Linked DNA regions of Homo sapiens: region 2 is linked to region 1. Evidence: read pairs that join two places in POLR2A ChIA-PET (ENCODE). Cell type or tissue: K562. All regions are shown on one strand. Each heading gives the region's core, and the rest is flanking DNA. Links, peaks and the distances in the headings are about the cores only.

Region 1 (4,387 bases), core at 114-4,113:
AGGAGTTCGAGACCAGCCTGACCAACAAGGAGAAACTCTGTCTCTAATAACAATACAAAATTAGCCAGGCATGGTGGTGCATGCCTGTTTTCCCAGCTACTCAGGAGGCTGAGGCAGGAGAATCCCTTGGACCTGGGAGGCGGAGGTTGCAATGAGCTGAGATCGTGCCATTGCACTCCAGCCTGAGCAACAAGAGTGAAACTCCATCTCAAAAAAAAAAAAATTATTAGGAAGTGATGGTTTTTGAAAATTTATTATTTTTGCCTTAATATAATTCATTTAATTGTAAGTTTATATAATTTAATTTATAATTTAATTTTTCATAATAGCTGGGTTTAACCATTGGTTCATGAAATTCCTGAAGATTTAACAATCAGCTCATAGGAACTGGTATGATCTGAGCACACCTGGATCTGAACCCCAAGCCCAGCTCTTCCTTGAGCAGGGCCCTCAAAAGGCTCTCCAAAACCTGATGGCCCTGCCCAATGTATATTTTTCAGATCTATCAGCGAAACTGAACTCATTTTCTTTCTCTCCAGTCTGCTCCTCTGTGGGCTGCCATGTTGGTGGAGGGCTTCGCCATTCACCCTGGGGTGGCAGGAGTTGTGGATGAGAACTCTGGACAGGAAGAAGGCTGGGATCAGAGGATGGGGATTTTGGAATTGTTTAGAGCAGAGGTGAAATAGTTTTGGGTAATGACAATGTTGGGTGGGTGAAGAGTCCCTGGGCTGAGGAGGGCACAGAACCGTAAGGCTAGGCTGTTCCTGGAGGTCGGGGTATGGGCTGATGGCATGTTCACACTCCTGTTACATCTTCTGTCAACTAGCTTCCCTGCAACAAGCTGTGTCTGACAGTCCTCCAGAGCTCCTGGGGCAGGGGTCCCAGAGCCGACTGTGGGTCACACGCGACAAACTCCCACACCCATATTCCTCTGGGATTGCTCCAGGCTAAGGTTGGATTCTCAGGCAGGAGGAAGGAGGATCAGCCTTGGCCAGAGGCACAGAAAGCTGCAAAGCCCCCAGCCCCTCCCTTGAAGGGCAGAGCTCCTTTTGAGGACAGAGAAGATCTGGAGGGGATGTGGAGGCAGGTGTTTAACAGAGGACTTGAATGTATCTGGGATTTCCATGGCAGTGATGCCTGGACGGAGGCCAGAGTGTCCTAGGTGAAGTGGGGGATTCTGAATGGAGCCCACAGACAGCAAGAGCCCAGCCTGCAACCCACCTTTCCTTTCACGTCACCTGACTCCCTGTCCGCACTGCTGCCCCTCGGCCTCCCTGCCGGTGCTGCTCCTCCCCCGAGAAGCTTCCCTGCCTCCTCCCATGTACTTCAGGGAACTGGTAAGTTTGGAAAGCACCCAGAATTACTTGAGGAAAAGACTGTAGCAAGTACAATTTGAATTTGCCAAGAGACTTTGCCACCAAATTCACTTGCCTAGAGAGAGAGGCGAAGTCCATGGGTTTCTCCCTGTGGTTCTGTGGCTTCACCGGGAAAATGTGGGCCTTGCTGAGCTATGGAGGGGAAAGGAAAGGAGCGTGAAGGAGACAGGAGGCAGAAGCTCCTCACAGTGCCCAGCACGCAGTAGGGGCCGAGATGATGTGCTGAATGATGGGCCTCATGGCCATGTGAGTGGAAGGCCAGGCAGAGCTGCTTGTTTAATATCTCCTACTCTTTCCCCCGTGGTCAGTGAATTTGCTTTTGGTTTTGAATTTGCTTTGGCTGAACCAGGGACAATTTCTACATGGCCTTGAGGCCACAGGCATATGTAGTCAACTGCACACCTCAGGGTGCAAGGGGTTACACCTGTTCCTTGCTCAAAAGTCATGGGAAGTTGCTAAACAGACCAAAAGAAGAACCAGCACGCTTACTGCTCTCCGTCCTCCCCTTCCCCACCCCACCCCCAGCTGTTAGCTCACAGAGGGTCAAAACAGGCAAGATAAAATCTGTCCAACTCACAGCTTCAAAGGAACACAAGTTAGACATGTGACCCAACCGCACCCAGCCTTGTCCCTCCCAGGTGCATGGCCCTGGAAGGCCCAACCCTCCGGCCACGTGGTCCGTGTAGAGGCCAGGTGGGCAAAGCCTTCCGTTCCAGACCCAGTGCTGCCCTCCCATGAGATCCCAATCTGATTTTGGTCTTCTTGTAGTTCTCCTTGGAAGCCAGGCCCAGCCCCACACTGCCTCCTCCTCACGCTCACCTGGCTCCCTCCAATCCGATCTGGGGCAGGAGGCGATGCAGACCGCAGTCTTCACCGCAACCTCGACCCTGAGGGCCCAGAGTCAGTGCTGGAGCCACCTACCAGGAGTCACTTCCATAGCCCTTGAGGCTGAATGAGAGCCCTCGGGTTCTTGGATAGCAGAGAACACAACCCAGACATGGCTCTGGATATGAAACAAATCCTTTCTGAACCTGACACCAGACTTTTCCCCAGAGGTGATTTTTTAATTATTTTTTGAATGCTTTCCAGATTTGACTGAATGAATGGGTGACAATGACCCTAAGTCATGAGCCTTCAAGGCCTGTACACTTGTGGGTTAAGAAAGCCCTTTCTCAGCCTGGCATGGCTGGCCCCCTCCCTTTCCCCCTCCAGGCACAGAGTGTCCTGGTAAGGTATGATGGCACAATACAGCCTCTCCACGCCTTATTTCCACCATCTCCTGTCACTGTGCCCCCATCAAAGCACACACAGAGAGAGTCCCAAATCAGACCAACCTATAGGAACAGAGTGCCCCTGACAAAACACACACACTCATACACCGAGGAGACACAAACTGGGCAAAAATGGGACAGGCAAGGTGACTCATGCCTGTAATTCCAGCACTTTGGGAAGCCGCGGCAGGTGGATCGCCTGAGGTCAGGAGTTCGAGACCAGCCTGGCCAACATGGTGAAACCCCGTCTCTACTAAAAATACAAAACTTGGCCAGGCATGGTGGCGCGCACCTGTAGTCCCAGCTACTCGGGAGGCTGAGGCAGGAGAATCACTTGAACATGGGAGGAGGAGGTTGCACCACTGCACTCCAGCCTGGGCTACAGAGTGAGACTCTGTAAAAAAAAATAAAAAATAAAAAGGAAAAAAATTGGGCAAAAATGTAGAAATTCAATTTTACTGAACTTTTTTAAAAAATTATGGGAATTCCCAGTGTCTCAAAAGAAAATGACAACCTCCAGACAAGCACATTTAAGTAAACAACATAAAGGCACTGACAGCCACTGTGGGTGGGAAGTCACTGGCAATGGGAGCCCTGCCCCCTCAGGGTTCCGTCATTGTTTTGCAGGTGCGATTCCTGCTTCCCCCACCATTCTGTAAGTTGTGTAAGATGCTGTCGAAAGATCACGGGGCTGAAAGGCAGGAACCTCATGTTCCAAACCCAAGACTGGCCCGGTATCTGCGTGACCTTGGGCGAGGTCCTCTGCATCTCTGAACTATCGTGTCTCCATCTGTAAAATGAAGGTTGACCTTCCTGGATAATTTCGTCTTGGGTTTCTACTGTACTCTCACTCTACCTGGCCCATTACCACCTAGGAGGGGCCTAATAAATACAAATGAAAAGAAGTGGCCCCAAATGATCTTTTAGTCAATATAACCCCAATTCTGGTTTCAGCTAAGATTTGGATACAGAAAGTACCATTTCCCCACTAGTTCAATGGGAAAGTTGGGTGGAATGCATCTTTGGAGGGTCACAAAGTGGAAATTAGTAACTCCAGAGGGGGGAGTGAAGAAAAGGAGGTGACAAAGTAGCCAGTGGGACCTGTTGGTGTCACCCTGAGTTGTGTCATTCCAGGCTGTCTGGCCTGTCCTCTAGGTCATGAGCCCCAGAAGTGGGTCCATGCCCTTGGGTGGTGAATGACAAGTGTGGGTATGGATCCCCTAGACACTAAATTCAAACTCAGACATCCCCTACCCTGCCCTAGCCCATAAAGGAAGCAGGCTGGGGCCCTATGGGCTTCCTTTGCACAAATGCAACTGGCCAGGTGCCTGTTTCTGGCTACAACCCTCTGCAGGGCGGGTGTGCTGGCAGTCTTGGGGCTTAAGGCCAGGCAGTGATCCCAGCATTCTGAGAAATGCTTGCTCCAACCCCCAGAGAAGCTTCTTCCCCAGGGGGCTCTGTACTCTCCCAACACTCTTTCCACCCCTCCAAGCCTCCAGGGGAGTCTCCTTGGGGAAAGTTTTCCCAGGCTGGTTCTGAGCGTGGTCACACACTCATCCCTGGATAGTTGCCCCATAGAGGGGACACAACCCGGAGGGCCAGGGAGCTCAGTCTGAGAATGGGACCAGCACTGCCTCACCCACTAGGCCACCTTAGGAAAACAACTTTGGGCCCCATTTTCCCCTTCACAAAATGAAAACGACAGGCCCAGCCCATCAAGCAGTTATGCGGATTAAAGGA
Region 2 (4,387 bases), core at 101-4,100, 54 kb after region 1:
GATGGGGTAGGTGTGGAAATAGATGGAAGTAATGACGAGAAGACAACTTTCTAGTATTACCCACAATTGATTCATTTCAGGTCTCTCTCCCATGAACCCCACTGAACTTATTTGCGCTGAGTCTTTGGAAATTAGCAAGCACCTTCTTCAACGTACTCACCCCTCCATGCCACCTGAGACCTAGGAAATAGGGTGCTCTCTGCATGGGCTCTCTGATGGCTCAAGGGCTATAAATTATGATGTGATTAACTCAAAACCTTCCTCTCTGGGTGCCTCTGGAGGTGACATAGTAGGAACCCTGGTGCTGTGGTTTGAATGCATCCACCAAAGTTCATGTGTTGGAAACTTAATCCCCAATGCATCAGTGTTGAGAGGTAGGATCTTTAAGAGGTGATTAGGTCATGAGGGCTGTGCTCTCACAAATAGATTCATGTCATAGTCACAAGACTGGGTTCCTGATAAAAGGATAAGTCTGGCCCCCTCCTCCCTTGCGCATGTATACTTTCTTGCCCTTCTACATTCCACCATGGGATGACGCAACAAAAAATAGCCAGGCGTGGTGGCACGAGCCTGTAGTCCCAGCTACTCGGGAGGCTGAGGCAGGAGAATCATTTGAACCCAGGAGGCGGAGGGTGCAGTGAGCTGAGGCCGTGCCACTGCACTCCAGCCTGGGCGACAGAGAGACTCCGTCTCCAAAAAAATAAATAAATAAAATAAATTCTCCTTCCCAAAATATCAACCCTGGCACCTAAACTTCCACCACCAGAGAGGCCCTAAAGTTACTCAATGGCTCTCTGTTAAAATACAAATATCCCTCAACTCAGAGTAGGGGGTAGGGGACTGGTGTGATGTCATTCGAGAGCAAACCCATTGTAAGCCTGCAATTTCTGTATCTGGGGCTTAGGAGTGGCAATCCAGCAGAAAGAGGATTGGGGCAGGGAAGTGGCAGGTAATTACATTGAATATTTATTTGGAATAACTTTGGCCAAGGGACTGACAGAAATTTGGGATGCTAAAGACATATAAGTGACGCCCTGACTACCATTCCAGCAAGAGAAACAAGCTGAGTGCAAAGACATTGGCAATAAAAACAAAAACAAAAACAGGAGTTCGGCCAGGCACGGTAGCTCACACCTGTAATCCTAGCACTTGGGGAGGCTGAGGTGGGTGGATCACAAGCTCAGGAGATTGAGACCATTCTGGCCAACATGGTGAAACCCCATCTCTGCTAAAATACAAAAAATGAGCCAGGCGTGGTGGTGCGCACCTGCAGTCCCAGCTACTCAGGAGGCTAAGGCAGGGGAATCACTTGAACCCAGGCAGCAGAAGTTGCAGTGAGCCGAGATTGTGCCACTGCACTCCACCCTGGTGACAGAGCAAGACTCCGTCTCAAAAACAAAACAAAACAAAATAGGAGTCCTGGACTTAGTGGAGGACATCAGATTCAACTCCCTCCCCTACTTGGCCACTTTGCTTGTCAGAAGCAGGTAAGCACACCAAGGCTGAGCTAAGAAATATCCACAAGGGGTCTTGTGTCCTCAGAATTCTCATCAAGGACCCCTCCCTAGAGGAGGCTGAGGAGGGAGTACAGGTCCTTGGGCCACAAATGGTGGGAGAAAGGCACAGTGAATTGTGAGCTGTCTTATCCAGTCACATGATCTCTTTTTCTCCCTCCTCCTCTGGTCTCTCCCTCTCCACCCTTCCCCTCCCTTTGCTCTGTTTTCAAGATTTGGTTAAAATAGATGCAAACTCCAGTCTTTTCTATTTTTAATACCGAGCCATTACATAATCCACACAGTAATTGCTGACTTGAAAAACTATTGGCAACATTAGAAAATCCCCAGAGTTTTAAACAGGAAAAGGATTACTACAGCACAAAAGCCTTTGGTAGTTTCACTGACTAGTAAACCATTGGTAATCGTCACTTGCCAGTGGAAGTCACATGGGCCCTGGGAAACACTCCCCTATCTCAGGGAAAGCAGGCTGGGGGAAGGGATGAAATGCAGCCTCAGCTGGGAGGAGGAGGCTGCTGGTGGGGTGGTGTGCTGAGCTCTGAGTGGGGCTCCAACAAGTGACCTCCAGCCAAAAGTGCTGAAGGAGTGAGCTTCAGGTTGTCCTCGGGCCACCTTTTACTGCTTTTGTTTCTTGCTAGGGAATGAGTGAAGTCTCCAGCGGCCCAGTCCTTTCCCTCTCGGTTTCCCACCTTCCTACAGCCTCCAACATATTCCTGTAAGAGCCTGAGGGAGGGTGGACTACTCCAGTTAAATAGATTTTATAAAGACACAGGAGCAGGGAAGGCTGCCTGTTTATCACAAAGACCTAATCCACTCCTCTGCAAGGCTTTCCAGACATTAGGCCAGAACCACACTATTTAATTCTTCAATAAAATGATCCAATGAAAGTTTAAGAACCAGTGGTTTGGTTTACAACCAAGCAGAAGTTAATTATCTAATTGAGACAAAATTCTCTGTATGTGTATGTGTGTTGGGAGTGTGGGCAGTGTATAAGATACAGAGGGGACAGGGACTACTCTCCCTGATTTTGCCACTTCTGCCACAATCCTAACCCCAATAATCAAGGAGGATCTGAATAACCACATGGCCATTCATTCAATAAACATATGCTGAATGCCACATACCAGACTAGGTGCTGGGGATGCAACACAGCAAAATCACTGCCCTGCTAGAACTGCTAGGTCAGTGAAGGAGAGACATTAATCAAAATATTACATAAACATATCATTACAATGATAATGAAGGCTTATGAGGGGAAGGTACAGGGCACTAGGAGCATTTAGAATAGGGGTATCGGATTGGGTCTGAGGGTTCCTAGATTATCCTTAGGACTCCAGGGTTCTTTTAAATCAGTACCCCTTCTTCTTCCCCTCACCCCACTCCTTCCTTGCTTCCTGTAGTTAATATTTACTGGTTTTTTTCTATGAGGAGGATAATGCCAGGTTCTTCACATGCATGATCTCATGTGATTCTCATGACAAACTTACAATTCAGCACTTTATGACAAAGGATTTGCTGAGAAAGGCTGATCCACATTTTGCAAGGAGAACTATATAAAATTTATGGCACTGATTAGTTAAAACTCTTCTGGCTGCAGGTGGCAAAATTCCACATCAAATTTTCAAAAGGAGGGGTAAAAAAAGGGAAAACCTGAGGGCTGGGTGCAGTGGCTCACACCTGTAATCCCAGCACTTTGGGAGGCCGAGGCGGGCGGATCATGAGGTCAGGAGATCAAGACCATCCCGGCTAACATGGTAAAACCCCGTCTCTACTAAAAATACAAAAAATTAGCTGGGAGTGGTGGTGGGCGCCTGTTGTCCCAGCTACTTGGGAGGCTAAGGCAGGAGAATGGCGTGAACCCGGGAGGTGGAGCTTGCAGTGAGCCGAGATTGAGCTACTGCACTCCAGCCTGGGCGACAGAGCAAGACTCCATCCAAAAAAAAAGAAAACCTGGGCTCATGTCAATGAAATGATGAAATGTTCAGGGTTAGACTAGCTTAAGGCACAGTTAGATCCAGGTGCTCCAAAGATGTCATGTGGCCTTCATCTTGCTCCATCTCACAGCTCAGCTTTTACTTATGCTTGTTTCATTCTCAGGCAGCGTTTCCCTCAGGGTGGCAAGATGGCCCTCAGCAGCATAAGGCTTACATTTTACAGGCTTGGGAACCCACCTGGAAAAGAAATGAGGTCACTTTCTTAACAGTTCCAACAGAAATCCAGAGTCGTGATTGGCCTGGATTTGGAACCATGCCCACGTCAATTGCTATTCTCTGACCACAGTCATGTGTCCTCCAAGGGACTTATCCCACCAGAATCTGGTCTGAGAGTGGGGAAGGATGTGGTACCCAAAAGGAAAATCAAAGTGTTCTTACCTAAGAATGGAGACTGCATGCTGGGCAGTCAAAGCCCACTGATCTCTATCGTCCTCAAAGTTTGGAATTACAGTGGATGTTAAGACTACGAGATAAATTCTTCTATCAACCAGGTCCTCCTCCCTAAGGAATGAGCAAGAGTGGTTTGTTCAGTGTGGCACTAGCTGCATTCACTCTGGTCCTCCCTCAGCTGCTCAGACACCTTGGCTTAGGATAGTGATTGGAGTTAATATTTGCTTAAGACCAAGTGTGGTGGCTCACAATTATAATCTCAGCATTTTGGGAGGCTAACACGGGAGGGCTGCTTGAGCACCAGAAGTTCGAGATCAGCCTAAGCAACCTGGCGAGACTTGGTCTCTACAAAAAAAAAAAAAAATGATCTGGCCATGGTGGTATGCACCTGTAGTCTCAGCTACTCAAGAGGCTGAGGCAGGAGGATTGCTTGAGCCCAGGAGGTTAAGGCTACAGTAAGCCATGATTGCACTACTGCACTTCAGCCTG

What was found. Peaks named below come from ENCODE experiments on the same cell type or tissue, not always from the same donor. Only the 100,000 strongest peaks of a DNase experiment are listed, where the experiment ranks them.
Region 2: POLR2A ChIA-PET joins it to region 1 with 5 read pairs; 3 of 35 experiments call an interaction of 5 or more read pairs at or near these places.

The regions. Positions count from the first base shown.
Region 1 is chr2:69,974,128-69,978,514 of GRCh38, forward strand. The region is part of intron 9 of PCBP1-AS1 (PCBP1 antisense RNA 1); the gene reads right to left. It also overlaps a transcript of ASPRV1 not described here. Among named protein-coding and RNA genes, the nearest start is that of ASPRV1, 15 kb to the left of the region's middle. RefSeq lists enhancers at 1,608-2,119, 2,120-2,630. In K562, for the core only: no CTCF peak of the experiment used is centred there; DNase peaks (open chromatin) are centred at 1,227, 1,944 and 3,962.
Region 2 is chr2:70,028,247-70,032,633 of GRCh38, forward strand. PCBP1-AS1 (PCBP1 antisense RNA 1) reads right to left here. Exons shown (of 11, transcript NR_033872.1): 7 at 3,887-4,009. It also overlaps a transcript of ASPRV1 not described here. Among named protein-coding and RNA genes, the nearest start is that of PCBP1-AS1, 57 kb to the right of the region's middle. RefSeq lists an enhancer at 845-1,716. In K562, for the core only: a CTCF peak has its summit at 1,838; DNase peaks (open chromatin) are centred at 1,655 and 1,985.